Linked DNA regions of Homo sapiens: region 1 is linked to region 2. A link is a loop called in an ENCODE intact Hi-C map of the cell type or tissue named here. Cell type or tissue: PC-9. All regions are shown on one strand. Links, peaks and the distances in the headings refer to the core of each region. The heading gives the core; the rest is flanking DNA. Region 1 overlaps PRKCE (protein kinase C epsilon). Region 2 overlaps PRKCE (protein kinase C epsilon).

Evidence for each region. Peaks named below come from ENCODE experiments on the same cell type or tissue, not always from the same donor. Only the 100,000 strongest peaks of a DNase experiment are listed, where the experiment ranks them.
Region 1: a loop joins it to region 2, with 4 times the contacts of the local background. A loop is called at or near these places in 10 of 110 quality-filtered maps.

Annotation. Positions count from the first base shown.
Region 1 is chr2:46,113,495-46,121,828 of GRCh38, reverse strand. All of the region lies in intron 11 of PRKCE (protein kinase C epsilon), which reads right to left. Among named protein-coding and RNA genes, the nearest start is that of EPAS1, 180 kb to the left of the region's middle. RefSeq lists an enhancer at 3,692-4,891. In PC-9, for the core only: no CTCF peak of the experiment used is centred there; a DNase peak (open chromatin) is centred at 4,258; H3K27ac peaks cover 2,671 bases.
Region 2 is chr2:46,175,167-46,183,500 of GRCh38, reverse strand. All of the region lies in intron 14 of PRKCE (protein kinase C epsilon), which reads right to left. Among named protein-coding and RNA genes, the nearest start is that of EPAS1, 120 kb to the left of the region's middle. RefSeq lists an enhancer at 3,753-4,253. In PC-9, for the core only: a CTCF peak has its summit at 3,903; a DNase peak (open chromatin) is centred at 3,970; H3K27ac peaks cover 3,133 bases.

The sequences.
Region 1 (8,334 bases), core at 318-8,317, 62 kb after region 2:
AGATCTTGACTCCTGTCCACAGCATTCATGAGCATCAGTTTAGTACATGTTTAGGTGTACGAGGCCCTGCAGGTATGCATTTAGGGCTGGCACACCTGTCTGTTGTCAGTTCAAATGTGCTCACTGACACGTGCTGAAAGCCTAGCGTTTATGATCTTTGCATTGAATTTGGTGAGCCTGACCATCAACCCAGAATTCCCATCCACCAATTGGTCAATATCTTTTAGCCATCTTTTACAAGCCCAGCACCATGCCGGGTCCTGTAAATTCCCTATGGGCCCCTCTATAATATCTCAGAGTCCACTGTGTGATGCTGTACAGACTGGGCAGGGAGTTGCAGGTACCTGTATGTCAAAGACAGGCAATGACTGTGCCAGGCACCTTGGTGTCAGAGAGAACAGAACCAGGGGACATCTCTCAGTGTGCAGGGTGGGGCCCACCTCAGATCATGGGGACTGATCTCATGCCATAAAACATTCAAGGCAGTCTGGCCCCAAGAGGCCATAAACAATACAACGCCTACTTTACAACGGGTGCACCAAGGTGGAAATGAAAATTGTCTGCCTGTGCATTCTTAAGCTTATTAACCCCAAGAATGCCAAAGCATTATTGGCATAAACATCCCCATAAAAGTTGCTGAAAGGGTGGGTGAAGATACTCTGGTTAGATGGAGCTGTGATGGTAAAGTGACATTTTAAAAAGTTTGGTTTGGTTGAAACACAATTTATCTCAAAAGAAAGGGTTTTACTTTGGGAATGAATCCAAGTAGTCCAAAAGGCTCCTATGCTTTCTTAGACAATAAATTTTACAGCTTTGACTGAGTTAGGTTTTTAAAAATCATCTTCCTGATCATGTAGGTCAAGTGCCACAGATTCATGGTGAACAAACGTAACAGCTGTGAGTGGTGGAAAACTGATATTAATACATCGGTAAGAAGGCAGGATTCTATTCAGACTATTCTAGTTTTTACAGTATGGATAGATTAAATATACTTCTTGACTTAACGTTGACAGGAAAAGAAGACAAGCCTCTGGTTTTTGAAACATGGGTGGCATCCTTTGAAAGAAAGGTCAATACAATCTGAGAAGTTACAAAAACGTGTTGAGTAGAGAAAGGAAGTGAAATGACAAATGGAAGTCTCTCCCCTTATGCCTTCTCCTATCTTCAGAAGAGTTAAAAAAGCCTACATCATCTACATCTGATTTCTCCAGGGTCTGAAAAACCTGCAAATATGGCTGTACTCTACCTAAACACCATGGCAAAATCTGTATAAATCTTACTAGCCAAAACAAGAGACCTGTTAGCTCACAGCTACCCCCAAACCTTCAGAGTCACATGAGCAGAGAACTTTGCATCTAGAGCGGGTTTTCCAGCCTGGGCACTACTGACATGTTAGGCTGGATAAATCTTTGTTGTGAGGACCGTCCTGTGCATTGCAGAATGTTTACCAGTATCCTTGGCCTCTACCCACTAGATGCCAGCAGCACTCTCCTGGCCCCCATCCCCAAGTTTCAGCAACCAAAAATGTCTCTAGACATTGCCAAATCTTCCCTGGAGGTAAAATAACCACTAGTGGTTGAGAACCATTATGCTAGAGGAACATCAAGAACCACTTTTCACTGGGGAGGTGAAGAGACTATGGTTGATGAGTGTCTGAACATGAGGTCAGTGCGTTTCCTCTTAGCAATGCTACTGCTTAAAAACCAAATTCTATTTTTTATCTGAGCTTCATGTTGGGGAGAAGAGTTTTCTAAGTCCCAGAATGACAGCATCTTTTGAAAACTTATGAACAAAGGAGCCCCAGGGCTTAACAGACAAAGCATAGCATCTCCAAAAGGTGCCCAAGGAGCCTCCCAGCTACAAACTCCCAGGGTACCCGCCAACTAAAAGCCAGGAGAATCCAACAAATTCCAAGGTGACATTTTAAAAGACACATTATCATTACAGACTTCAACAGTTCTATCTAAATTCTAGCAACGGGAGTTGAGAATCCTGAAGCCAAAATTAAGATATAAGTAGTGATACTAACACACTGGGTGGAGTGTTCCTCACAAGCTCCATTTTAGTGAGAATCTACGTACTGTCTCTCTGCTGCCGGAACAATGCGTGTTTCTCAATCACTAGTTGAAAGAGTCTCTTTGCAAATATTTCTTCACTTGCTAAGCAGAGATGGTTTCTGGGAGATAAATTGCTGGAAACAATGTTCCTCTCCTAGCACTAATGCAAACCATACTGCAAAATGAGGCACTACACTAAAAACTCAATTTATCCTGTTCAGCCTAGAAAGATTAGAAATTAGGGGAATTCGGAAAACACAAGCCCTTAGGGCCAATAAACCATATTTAGAACCATTTGTATGTATTTTATACTCAGGAATTTTATTTATGATAAGAATTTGAATGTCTCCCCCCACCCACTTTATTTATAAAGATTAAGTGACATCATTTAGCTAGAGTAAAGAATGCCCTAAAAAGAACTAATAGCCCAAGTTGTTTCCAAAGTTTAGGAAAGGGAAAAAAAAACACCCTAATAACCCCCCCTTTTTTTTTCTCTTTCACAAAAATAACAGAAGGAAAGCTGCTACTGTAATCAGCAGTGATTGCAGGCATTTCCTGTATTTTTATATCAAGCTGGTTGTTTTTTTTCCATTACATACCCAGTGAACTTCAGTTAGGTCAAGACTAGAGAAAAACAGGACCAATTATGCCTCCAACCCCACAAATCTGCCTACTTAGCTCTGCTAATTTTATCGTGTTGACTCCATGGTTCCAAGGAGCCAGAGATAGGAAAACTTCCATGGGCCATTTGCTCTCTTCCTCCTGGAGCCGAGTTCGTGCACTTCCCCCTCTACTTCTAACCCATTTAGTCTCCAGCATCCTAAGATGGAACTTTTGCTCCATCTGTTGCAGGCTGAGATTCAGTCAGGTTGTTCGAATGAGACTCTTGGGTGAAGTCTCTGCTTTCTTGGAGGCTCCCAGACTCCCTGGGGCCATTGCTCTGGGTTTGCTATCGGACAGGTCAACGCCCAAACTGCCAGATTCCACAGCGACTCCCATCCATCTCTAGGGATCTTCATTCTTATGCTTTATCTTCAAGAAGGGTAAGAAAGTCTTTTTCCTTAGGTCTCATCCTCCATCTCTTTGGCTGTAACTTAAGTCCATTTCTTCATGCTCTGTATTCTGTGGTTACAACAGCATGGGGAGCCTCCTTATTGAAGCCAGTTGTTAGGCAGTGATTATCATATAATAGTCTCATCTCCATTTTTCTCTTTTGTTAGTCCAAGGCTTTCCATGAAGAGTATATTGTGTCTGCATTTTTTGGATAATATTTAACACCTTGCTTCTGATACCAGATCACACTGATTTTTGCAGCCAATGCAGTGTTTTCACAGCCACCAGTAGCTATTTTCTTTTTCAAACCTTTGGAAAAGCTGTGAAAACCTCCTTTACCAATTTGAGATCATTGTAGAACAGTGACAAGCTCTTTGGCCAACTTTGGGTAGTTTCTTTCTCCACCGTGTCCCACAGCTACCCAAGTGCCAACTCTTCTGAGTGTAGAATTTCAGGTAGGTTTCCTCCTGGTGATGGTTCCCATGCTCAAGTTAAACAATGATGTCGTCATTCTAAACAACCTCAAAGGAGTCTCTCCAGTTGATAATTCCACGAAACTGTCCTCTAAGCTTTTCCTCTAGAGTTGCCTGGTTCTGACCATTTATTCTTCAATTATCCATGCTATTGGTCAACATTTTTTCTTATTGTTCACATTAATCCCCTTGTTTTATGTAATTCAGCATCATGATTTCATGGACTATTAGAGCTAGGGTAGATCTTAGAGGTGAACAAATGCCATTTTGAAGTGTTTTACAGGATTGAGGATTAGAAATGTTTTTCTAGTCTTGGAGTTACCTCAGATGACCCCACTCTTTAAATACAGGTGTACTTTCAAGTCAAAACCTGACATCCTTAGCAACAACCCTGCAACTAGTTGACAAAGATTCAGTGATTACCTACTATGTACCTGGCTCCACATTATGGCAATGTAAGGGATCAGTAATAATAATAAGCAATTACTAAGCCCTTCCTATGTGTTTTCCCAAGTATCACCTCATTTAATATTCACAGTAATCCCGTGAGGTAGATACTATTACTATCCCAGCTTTTAAGTGAGAAAATTGAGGATCAGAAGGTAAAAAGAACTGGCTTAGGACCCACATGTGAAGGGAGGATCCCATCCCAGGAGTGTCTGACTCAAAGGTGAGTAATCACCCAGCTTGGCTGAACTTCTGGCTCCCCAGAAGGTACCATGGGGAGCCCGGAAATCTCTGCCCATGTGATTTCTGGACCTCATGTAGAATTAATTTCAGAATCCATCATTTCAAAGCCAACTCAGAAAAATCAGGTTTTTCCTTTACAGGCTTACATTATTTTGGATACAAAATGATTTTCAGAAATCAGATCTACTCCCAAAGCAGGATTATTAGCCACAAAAGAGACTATGTAGTCAAATAAAAACCTAGAGAGGCATGTAGATGTATTCAATGTAAAAGCAGTATTTTTGCCCTGAGAATGAAGTCTCCCAAAAGGACAGTTAAAGGAGAGGACAATACTCATTTGAATGTGTAAACTCTGGTATGTTGGTTTAAAAAAGTCAGTCTATTTCCTTATGGCAAAGGACAGAAACTCCCACCCCTCTGGTGCCCTCACTTGCTTTTGGGAAGAGCTCAGTGGCAGATTCTCCAGTACTTTTGATAGTCAATTGTTCTCTTCACTTTCCTTGAAACATCAGATTTGATTCTGAGCTATTAAAACTAAAATCCTCTGTGTCATGTTCCTTCTTCTGTGAAATTTGACCAATAATTTTCTTGACTGCTGGCTTCCCTTCAAACAATAGCAAGAGAAACCACCCTGCAATTCTTTAGATTCTCCAAGTGAAATGCCTGCTCTCCGGTTTTTTTTCCCCTCCCAGACCTAACCGCTGCAGTACACTCTCAGTGCTACTCTTTCTCCTTTCCCTCATTTCAGTATAGGATGCTTTTACTCCTCCTATTTCTCTAGCCAGACCTTCAAGGGGCTTTTTTTTTCTCCGAACAGGCATCCTTCTCAGGAACAGCACCATGTGTGATGACTGAATTAGCGTCTCTGGCCAGCCACAGAGGAGGGTGGGGACAGATGTATAAACCATGAACTTGGCTAACAAGCAAATGAAGGCTACACAGACCAAATCCCATCAATCCAAGGACCCACTTGATTTCAGTTAAGGGCGGACAGTAGAGGTGGGGAGCACATACTCACGGTAACCCAGCCTTCTGATTTCCTCATTGATTCAAAGTGTCAACAGTGACCTCAGCAGTTTCTCCAATCTCCTTTCACATTTTTCTTAATCATCTAATTATTTGAAACTAGGATGAAAGCAACCAGGTCACAGTTACCAAATTGCTTATTACTGGTCACAGGGATGTTTACTTTAGAATCCTGTATATTGCAGTGTCAAGGCAGCTCATGCCCATCTGTGCACACTGTTTCCTGGGAAGTTCTAGAAAGCAACTCTCACGTGACATTCTCCAACATAGAGGAGTGTGGTCATCTCTCTGAAGTTGGCTTCCCTTGGACACAGCCCTAAGCTGGGTACCTTGGAGGATCCAAGAGAAGGTGAGGTCATGGTCTCTGATCTCCAAGGGCTAGCTAGCAATTTGGTTGGGGAGACAAGACTAATAAAAACGAAACATTTCGAGACTAAGCAAGCATTACATCTGTACCCACACTCCAAAATCCCATAAGCCACTGGGAAAATGATCATTCACCTTATGGAGAAACCTCACCCCAATCCTCCTGCCCTGTAACATTATAAAGCAAGTCCTTTCCTCTGTAACTTTAGGCCCTTGGTTGACACAGGCATCTAAAAGTAAGGAAATTTGTATGTCTTATATCAAAAAGAAAATCAAAGATGAAGAGTCATATACAAAGAGAAAACAGAAGGCAAAGGGTGGGGTCACTCTCTCTCAGCCGAGTTCCCCGGGGTACCTGGTACCCTCTGTGATGGGGTGCTAATTACAAACGGGGAAAGCAGCCTGTGTCTGGTTCCAAGCTGGCTTAATTATACCTCTGAATCTTGCTTCCATCTAAAACACTGATTTATAATTTAGACAAATACACAAAAAGAACTTGGGAGCTTTGATGCAAGCACTGATGCCCATAGAGATCTTTTCAAAATCTGGCCTGCTGCATGCAGCAATGGCCAGATACCATGTTGTATATACACAGCATGAGATTAGATGATAAAGGCTTCCCCACTGGAGAATGCTGAGGAGCTTGAAGAGAAATGGGGCTTCTGGGTTCCTTACACCCCTCTCAGCTTATTTTTCCAGCCATGTGTTTGGTGGCTCAAATCTCTGAGCAAGATAGACTAAATGAAAATTTTTCACTGTGAATTTGGGTTTTATGAGATGTGCTTCTCTTTGTACAAAAAAATGTTAGGTTTTTAGACTCCTGCCAATAGCAAAATCACTCCCCCTGCTTCACAGGGACCTGGCAGGATGGACAGCAATGCCTGAGAATGTCTGTCCTATGGAAATGCAGAAGACCAGATGGCAAGAGGCCAAGGTGACAGGCTGAGCTTAGCACCTCTGTTCTTTGCACAGTTGATACTTGTGAAATACTACTTCCCTGCCACCTTAATCCAAAGAGAAGCTGCCAGTGCCTAGAACTGACGGTTGCGCTACACTGTGATCAAGCAGGAACATCAGATGGAACAATTCTATAGCAGCCTGATTCATGTGGAGGGCCACTCAGGAGAGGTTGGACACCTTCATGGGACTGTCCTGGTATGTCCTCACCAGCCCAGGTCAATGGCACAAGAGTTCCTGGGACCTTCTAGAATACATAATCATAAGAAAGATCCCTAAACATATATTATAAAGGTCTCAAATATTTTTCTCTAAATCTTGCCTTTTTCTTGGCTTAAGTAATCCAGACAATTGCTCTATTCAACCACACACACACCTATTTTAAACTCACATCAGTATATTAGAATTCTCACTAAATCATAAGGCACAGTGAACGGGCTTTCTTGAGGGAAAGGGTTTTAGATTCTCTTAAAAGCCTTGGACTCTGGGGCTGGGCACGGTGGCTCATGCCTGTAATCTCAGCACTTTAGGAGGCTGAGGCGGGCGGATTACGAGGTCAGGAGATCGAGACCATCCTGGCTAACATGGTGAAACTCCATCTCTACTAAAAAAACACAAAAAATTAGCCAGGCGTGGTGGCGGGTGCCTGTAGTCCCAGCTACTCAGGAGGCTGACGCGGGAGAATGGCGTGAACCTGGGAGGTGGAGCTTGCAGTGAGCTGACATTGTGCCACTGCACTCCAGGCTGGGCGACAGAGCAAGACTCTGTCTCAAAAAAAAAAAAAAAAAAAAAAAAAAAAGCCTTGGACTCTGGGAGGGCAATATTATTTCTAGCCCTTTTGGTCAGGCAATGCCCAATCTCTGGGAAGACTGTAATCTTAACTCAGAAAAATCATCCACAAAGCCCCCCTGATCGCTGGACACTAAGACAGGCACAGAAATGTCCTCTCATGGCAGGCTGAGGTCTGCACAGGTTTATACCCCCGAAGTTTATACAGAACCCTCGAGTTCTGTGCCTCTCGACATACCCACCACTGCTGTGAAGCAGAGCCAAGAACCGCAGGGTTCTTCTGTGGATATGCTTCTCCCTGCTCATTCGGGTCCAAAGGCCCAGCCTGGTAGATGTTCAGACATTAAAAATGTGTCTGGGGAGTGAAGAGAGAGGCAGTGTTTCCTTCCCGTTAAACCCAAACTGCAGAGTCAGATAACAAAAATATAAGAGGAAAATAATGAAACAAAGGAAGATGAATAACTAGCAGTATCTTGAATAGTCTTGAAGAGAAAACTGTAGAGACAAAGCCCAATCATCTATCTGAGGTCCCCACCACAGCCAGGACTGAGACGAATAAGTGGCTGGTCCTCGTTCAGGAGTCACTGCTTTATGATATGATGGGTATGAGAAGGGGTCACATGTCATGCCACCCCTGTTACATTCATCCCTCAGGAATCTCTTTTTGCCTAAAAGCTACCCCTACCCAGGGCTAAGTGGCAGCCCTTACATGAGGCAGGTGAGCATGTAGCACATCCCCCTTCCCACTGCAAGCCAGGGACTGCAAACTCTACCTGCAGAGATCTTTCCCCATAGGTCAAGACATTCTCCCTGCTAACGCTTAATTCTTATATGCAGCCTCTGCCTTCGTCAGGTCCAAAGTACTTCTCCCCAGAGTTTCCAGCTCAAAAAGGGAGACTGAGCCACAGGGAGCACCTTGTTAA
Region 2 (8,334 bases), core at 301-8,300:
TTTTTCAGACACTGATTAACTGGTATTACCCAGGATTAGTGACTTGGATGATGGAATAAATCTTGTGGAAAGATTCACATTATTATTTGTAGGAGAAATAATATTAATATATGCTATGCTCTGTGGAAACCACTAACCTAAAGAAGTTAATAAGTAGTCCATGAAAAAAGCAGTTTTGACATAAAGCCATGTTTTCTACCCTGCTCTTGGAGATTTGCTATGCACATTGGCAAGTTAGTCTCTGAGAAATTCTAGAGTGAGGAAATCTAGTTTGCTTTGTTTAGGCTAGCCTTCCTCAAACTTGACCTAAAACTTTTTTGTTTTCCTAAATAGTTTATGAACACCTCTCCTGAGAGCAGGGTCTGCAGAATGCAGTTTGGAGAATGTTGGTTTACAGTTTACAAAGAATCTTTGCATTTATTCGCTCATTTGATCCTCAGAACAGGCTGGTAACATCCTGATCCTGCAGATGAGGAAACTGGCTCAGAGAGGTTTGTTGACTTTCCCAGGGTCACTGGACTGGGTAAGAGCAGACCCAGAACTCATGTCTGGGCTTCAGTGTGATGCCTTCCACAGTGGGTAAGGTCTGGAAATCTGGACACGGGAGAAATTGGAAGATATAACAAGAGTCAAGTTCAACCAGGAGACATTTTGGTAACACCACTAGGCAAAATAAAGCCGGAAAGGCCTGCCAGTAGGCAAGCATGGGTGGAGACAGCTGTGAGTCCGGGAAGATAGTGGGTAACGTGGGCCGGGTGAGCTGCGCGGGGGACTGTTTTCAACTCGTCCCAGGTTGAAATCAAAATCACAAACAGCACGGAGGAGGGACAAACTGATTTCTACCATCTTTTAGCACCACCAGTCCTGCCTGGTGTCTTCTCTCTGGGCTTGAGCTGCATAGGTCAGCAGGTCTCAGAGACCTTGGAAGGGGGAAGGGGGGGACACACAGAAAACCCAAGGGATCCCCAGAAACAGAACCTATAGCTGAGGGGTGTCCATGATGCCCCTGAGATGGGAAAGCCGGGTGGTTTGGTCACCTCTGCCAGGAGGGCTGGCCCCCGGCAGGAGGACCATCTGTTCTCCCTCTCCAGTGTGTACAGAACAAGAGGAAAAGGAGGGCCCTGCTTGAGAGGGAAACAACAAAGACCATCCCCACGGTGACGCACACTGACGCGGGAGGGTGGCGCCTGGGCAAAGGGTGTGGCGACACCTCTTCTGAAGATCTCTGTGGAAGGGGGAGGGATTCACTGACTGGGGAGGATTGCAGGCTATGGGCCCTCTGTGCCTGGCGAAGTGAGTCAGTCCAGAGGGAGGAGCGGGCTGGGTAGGCTGTGGCAACAATTAGGGAAGCCCTGGGTATCATCCCAGAAGGCAAGCCAGGAGCATCCACGCCGGGGGAGCTGGAGCCGAAGGGGATAATGGAGTAGTAGGGGTGGCAGTAAGGAGAAAAAGAGAGTCAAGGAATAGGGCAAGAAGAATATTCCATTTGTAACGTCACTAAGGACGAGCCTTGCCCAGGTATGTGGTAGACCGGTATAATCCAGGCAGAGGGCTGGCTGTACAAGGCGTGTAGGCAGGAGATGCCTTCACCATCTCTCCTAACTTGGCACTCACCACACTGAGGAGGCTCCCTCTTTTCAACTAATGTATGATATAGTGACCGGGATTCTCCAGGTTTCAGAATCATCCCCAGCTCCCTCCCAGATGGCTGCTAATGAGGGGAACCTGTGTATGAAGAACTTCAGAAAATCTGTAAGCCCTCTGGCACTGGCTCTCCCCATTTACCTGATTGTGTTTCACCTGTTGGTCATTAGTGTCTGTTAATCATGGAAGCTGGTTTCATTTCTTGAGGTCAACTGAGCATAGTGGTAAAGCTAGATCCTACAGGATGTCTGAATTTCACGACTTGCTGTTGTGAATCAGGGAACCAGGCTCAGTCAATACTGCTAGTGGTGTCATTCCAGAGGACCTTAGCTCCATGGTGGGCTATCTTGGAGAGCCATTTAGCTCAGCTCTGAGATTCTTGAGGTTCCAGAATCATCTGTGGCATTTGAGAGAGTATGCCATTCTTCATGATCGTTACAGACTTGGCTCACCCATCTCCTTATACAACTTGGCCCCTACCCTACTTTACTTGGAGACATTTCAGGTGCATGTGAGTTACCCATTTCTAATTCAAATAACCATCCCCACTATGTGCAATCTCTAACTGTTAACAGTAGAGGCTTGGGAGTTTTCCAAAGCAAACATCTCTGGGAAAACCCATCCCCTATTAATGGTATGTAGGCAGCACAGCATCGTCAAATTTGCAAAGAACTGCAGATTATATTCTTTACTCGCTGATTTTATTCTTTGAAAAGCTGCTACCTCCCGCACAGAGCAGGCACTGGACTCGACTTAAAGATTCTGAGGGGCAGGCTCTCAGAGACACTTGTTTATCCTGATCCTCAGTCATCCCTGCCTCCCCTAATGCCTAAATGTCAGGCTCCTGGCCCCCACTGCAGAGCCTGAGAGATGACAGTGGGACACAGGGAACAACATTCTAACTCGCCAGTCCCTTCCTAATCCGTGAAGCCTTTTCTACAACCTTTGGCCCACACTTAGGGAAGGCTGAATAGAGTAGGAGGAAGATCACCGGCTGAGCTCATTCTGGTGCCATCCTTTCCTGGTTATTGACGCTGTGAAGTTAACCTCTTTAAGCCGTGGTCTTTCCATCTGTCACACGGGGGTGGTAACAGGCACACTATAGGTTTCCTTGAGGACTGAGTGAGATGTGATATTAGGTTCCTTCTGCAGAACCTGGCATACAGAGTGCACTCAATAAATGATAGCTCCCATCATGCCTTCAAATCTTAGCATTCGTGTGCCATGGGCATGCATCATGCACAGCTTGGTTGTTTCCCAACACAGTGCATGGTATCTGCCCATCAGTGAGTTTCCTGAAGTTAGGGGCTGAGTCTTACCTTTCTTTCTGTGCCTCCAAATCCTGAACTAGGACTGAGCCTGGGCCTGCCTGAACATCCTAGTGCTTCCTCCAGCAATTGAGATGCTTCATTGCACATCACGGCTTTTGGGGTAAAGTCCTGAGTTCTTTCGCTCACCTGCTTCTGAGGCCCTTCAGGAGCTTGTCCTTGCCTCATCCCCCAGGTTCATCTCCCTGGCACTGCCCAACCATGGGGCTTCCTCCTGCTTTCTCTTGCCTCCAGCCTTGCATAGCTAGCCCTCTACCTGGAATGCCCTCCCCTATCCCTGCCTTCTGCCCCACATCCATGCAATTTCCCCACCTCCATGTACATGCCCTTTCTTCAGGAACCCTCCTCATCCCTCCAGGGCTGCTTGAGCAAAGCTTCTTGTGGGTGCCCTCACCATCTCTCCTAACTTAGTACTCACCACACTGAGGAGGCCTCTTCTTTTCAACTAATCTATGAGCTCCTTGCAGGCAGAGACTGGGTTGAACTCACCATTCTATCCCCAGCCTAGCACAATGCCTGGCACATACTGCATACTCCATAGATATCTGCTAGAAAAAATTAATAAATGCACCTCTCTTGCTGCTACTTTATCTAGAGCCAGTAACGTGATCTGGGTTCAGGGTCAGGGGCTGCTGTGCTGTCAGGGGGTGTTTTGATTTTGGGAAGTGGAGGCAGGGAGTTGGGGGGGATGGCTGTAGTCTGATTCATGAAGGGCCTAGAGCCAGGCATCCCAGACCATCACTAGGCCCATGGGGTCTGCAAAACAGGTAGGCTTAGGCCCAATTAATGAAATTTCTTCTCCCAGGACTTGGGGCACTAGAGTTTTCTAATTGCTGACACAAGATAGAAACAAACAGGTTCGACCAGGGTTTGGGAAAATTCCATCAAGACAGATATGTTTAGGGACTTTGTGGGTATGTCTGACCCCTGTGGCTGATGTTAGAGGAAAACAACATTCCGATTCCCTCTGGCATCATTTCAGAAATAAGGTCTTAGATTTGAGAAATCTGGGACTGACTCTGGGGGAAGGGCACATTTTTGGTGTCTGTAGTCAGGAAGGGAGGAAATAAGAGTTTCAGGTCAGTCCAGATCCCTCTCAGAGACTGGGCCTGCCTCAGAGCTCAGGCAGCTCTGAGGCCTAGAGACTCAGCGGCTGTGGTGGTGTTGGGAGCCCAGGGCAGAGGTAGGCAGGCAGCGTCAATGCTTACTTCCTGTCTGGCCAGCACAATCTCTCACAGCCCTCACTGTGCTGACGTCATAAACTTGAGCTTTCGGAGGAGCCAGCAGTGTCTGCTTCTGTCTTCATCTGATTCCCAGGAGATCAACAGATGACTTTGTTTTAAAGCACTGAGAAAACTCCCTGATCTTACAGGCTGGGGCATAGGGCTAGCTTTCATGTGGCTGCCTTATTGGTCCCTGCCTTCCCCCTTAACTCTGCTTGGCGTGACAGCAACAGCACAAGTAGCATAGTGACCCCAACCCAGAGGTCCTCTGCCTCATGGGGTGTGACCTGAACTGAGACATGCTGTCTCTACGTGGTCTCCTAAATGCCAGCATCCTTCTAGGTCCCACGTGAGGCTCCTTCTTATGACTTCCGTAACTCCAGTCTCCTTCCACCCTGCCCTCCTCCCGGCTCCTATGGCACTGTCTGGATCATGCATTTAGCCCCTTCTGCTATTTCATGTGTATTATATTCCCCATCATACCCCTCAAGGTACCTACTGCAAGGCAGGGCACACAGCAGATACTTAACGTTCATTGGCCGGAAATAATTTTAGTCACTATAACAGCCAAATCCCAAGTCCGTCCTAGCTTTGAAATGTCCATATTCTTGTCTATGCTCCACTTTTCTCTTTTAAATATTCTAAAAGAAAAAGAATTTAAACAATTAGAACACTTCCTCACCATTAACTAGATCCTCATATAGATACATATATTCTTCATAGCCATACATTCGAATTAAAAGAATATATGTGTATATGTTTACACACACATACTGATGTGTGAAGTTAAATGAAATAAGGAAGGTATCACTGCATAGTGCCCTGCCTGGCAAAAATGAGAATCTAACTCTCAAGTTAAAAATTTCTCTAAACATAATCATCTGTCATCCCTTCTTCCTCTTTATAATTTTGTTAGCCAAGAAATGTTCATACTTTTGGATTTTCTTTACAGTAAACAGGTCAAAATGTATAGAGGGGTCATCTGGCACTGGACTGCCCATGGAACTTTCTACTGGGAGTCCATGGCAGTGCTCTATTTTTTTTTGAGACAGAGTTTCGCTCTTGTTGCCCAGGCTGGAGTGCAATAGCACAATCTTGGCTCACTGCAACCTCCGCCTCCCGGGTTCAAGCAATTCTTCTGCCTCAGCCTCCTGAGTAGCTGGGATTACAGGCATGTGCCACCACGCCTGGCTAGCTTTTGTATTTTTAGTAGAGATGGGGTATCTCCCTGTTGGTCAGGCTGGTCTCGAACTCCTGACCTCTGGTGACCCACCTGCCTCAGCCTCCCAAAGTGCTGGGATCACAGGTGTGAGCCACCATGCCCAGCCATTTTTTTTTAAATCCATATCCTTGGTAGTGGCCAGAAGTGACTGCTCAGTTCCTGCCTCTGCGGTCTGAACAGTGCCAAGTGCAGTGGTGTTACTTTCTACTTGGCGTGAACCCTTAAATTACATTAACATTGTCTAAGATAGTATCAATGTTTTATAATTTCTTAAGTAGCTATGAGAAAACATTGACACTATCTTAGTTGTATCAATCCAATTTTACCATGTTATGAGTTGAATTGTGTCTCCCCAAAAAGATATGTGAAGTTTTAACCCCCAGTACCACAGGATGTGGTCTTATTTGGAAATAAGTTCTTTGCAGACGTAATCAAACGAAGATGAGGTCATTAGAGTGGGCCCTGATCCAATATGACTGGTGTCCTTATAAGAGGGGAAATTGGACACAGAGACAGACATGCACAGAGGGAAGAGACACAGGGACATATGTGTGAAGACTGAAGCTGTGTGGCACGAGCCAGTGAAAGTCTGTGGCTACCAGAGCTGAAAGAGGCAAGGAAAGATTCCTCTGTAGGTTTCAGAGGGAGCAAGACCCTGCCAACACCTTGATTTCAGACTTCTAGCCTCAAACCATGAGATCATAAATTTCTGTTGTTAGATAAGCCACCCAGGTTTTGGTACTTTGTTATGGTAGCCCTGGGCAACTAATACAAACTCCAATCTTATTTTTCTGAAATTGATTTAAAAAAATTTTTTTAAGTATATAAAGTAGAGAGATGAAATCTCGCTGTGTTGTCCTGGCTGGTCTTGAATTCCTGGGCTCAAGTGATCCTCCCACCTCAGCCTTCCAAACTGCTGGGATTACAGGTGTGAGCTACCATACTCGGCCTGAAATTGGTTTTTAAAATCCAAACGTAATCCTTTACACTTGATTTCTTCTTATTTTGGGACATATTTCTAGCCTGTCAAGATCACCATGATTCTGCAACTTACCTCTCTGAATCTCAGTGTATTTACCTAGGAAGTAGAGATAACAGACATACCTAGCTTTCTGAGGGTTATAGGTAAAGCTCAGATAAACCCTAAAATACAATGCAAATGCCATTTTAATTCTATCATCCATCTTATCTGCTGTATCCTCCAGCTTTATGTCATCCTAAAATTTGATTGGCATGCCTCCTATCTCTCTGTTGGGACACTCATGCAAATATTGTTTAGCACAGGATCAGGACCAGAGCCCTTTGACCTGGCCCCTGAAACAGCCCTCTCACATAGGTGACATCAAGTCCCACCAGCACTCTTTGGGGTGTGGTTGTGAAATTCATTGAGAAGCAACCAGCCATGGTCACTGTTTTCATTTTGCTCAGTTGCTTTGCTGGAATAAAGATACAAATGGCTGAGCATTTCTCTGCTGGAAATGAAGTTAATTGCTTCAAGTGATTACTACTGCCCCCTAAATGTCCACAAACTATCTTCTCATTAAGAATTTATAGAAACTTCCTTTAATAATATCAATTTCAAAGTGTCCTAAGTTCACATTTTCCCAGTTTCTGAATACTGGGAGACGGTTTGCCTTTCTCCTATCACTTGGTATCATTACTCTATCCCATCATTTCCAATTTACCAAGCAGTAGGCAGAGCAGATTCTTCCGTAACCTGGAATGTAATTCACCTGGGCCTACACTGGAGTCACCTGGGGGAGCTTCAACGCACGGAGCTGCTCGTCCCACTCTAGGGATTCTGTTGAACTGCTTTGGGATCTGGTCTGGGCATGGAATAATAGGGCTCCCCAGGTGAGCTTTATTAAATGTAATTTGCCTCTCTTGGGTTTCAATTTCCTCTTAGTGGTTTTCACCCTTATCTTTGTACTTTGGAGCTATTTCTCTTTGGGGAAAATTGGAGGCAAAATAACAGGTCTGCTTTTTGCCATTTTTTAACACAGTGGTTCTCAATCCTGGCTGTGCATAAAAACCAAACACAGCCATTTAGACACCTGAGAGTCATCCTAGACCTGATGAATTGGAATCTCCAGACGGTGAGTTTTTAAAGCTCCATAAGTGATTCTGGTGGGCAGCCTGGTGGAGTCCCTCCATATAAAGGCCGTGGGTCTCTTTCTTTCTTCTTTTAACAATTTCAAAAGGCCTGTTTTCATTGTTGTCCAAAGGCTTTTTCAGGAGCCTAAGACCATACTAGATTTGGCCTCCTCCAACACATAGCAAGTTCATGCTATATACTGGCATTCCTTCTCAGCTTCATGACTTCTTGGTCTATTTTATATTGGTATTTATAAAATCAGGACATCTGAGAACTCTCATGGAATCAGACTGGTTTCTTTAAATGCCGATCTGTGAGAGGTAGCTTAGTGGCTTAGCCTTCATGCTCTACAGCCAGACTGCCTGAATTCCATGCCTGCTTCTCCAGTTACTAACTTTGTGGCCTTGGGCCAATTATGTAATCTCTGTGCCGCCATTTTCTCATCCATAAAATGGGGACATTAGTAGGCCTTCCCATATATTTGTTATGAGGATTAAATGAAAGAATACAATCAAGTGGCGAGAACAGTAGGTGACATCGAGTAAATTATTGGCATTGTTCCTTCCTCAATATATCTAAGATCACAACTGTATGGTTAGAACAAACAGAATTGTCTTTGGGATGATCCAGGAGAGAACTTTCTATTTGGTCTCAGTTCACAGAATAATCATTGTTTCACCTAGGCCACCTGTGTGCATTTATCTCCCCTGCACATGAAATCTAGAACCAATTAGTTTTCACTGGAGGCAAATAGCCAAATATGTGACCCACCCAAAAGAACATTTCTGATGCTTTTTTGCCTTCCTGTGCTGTTTTCTCTTT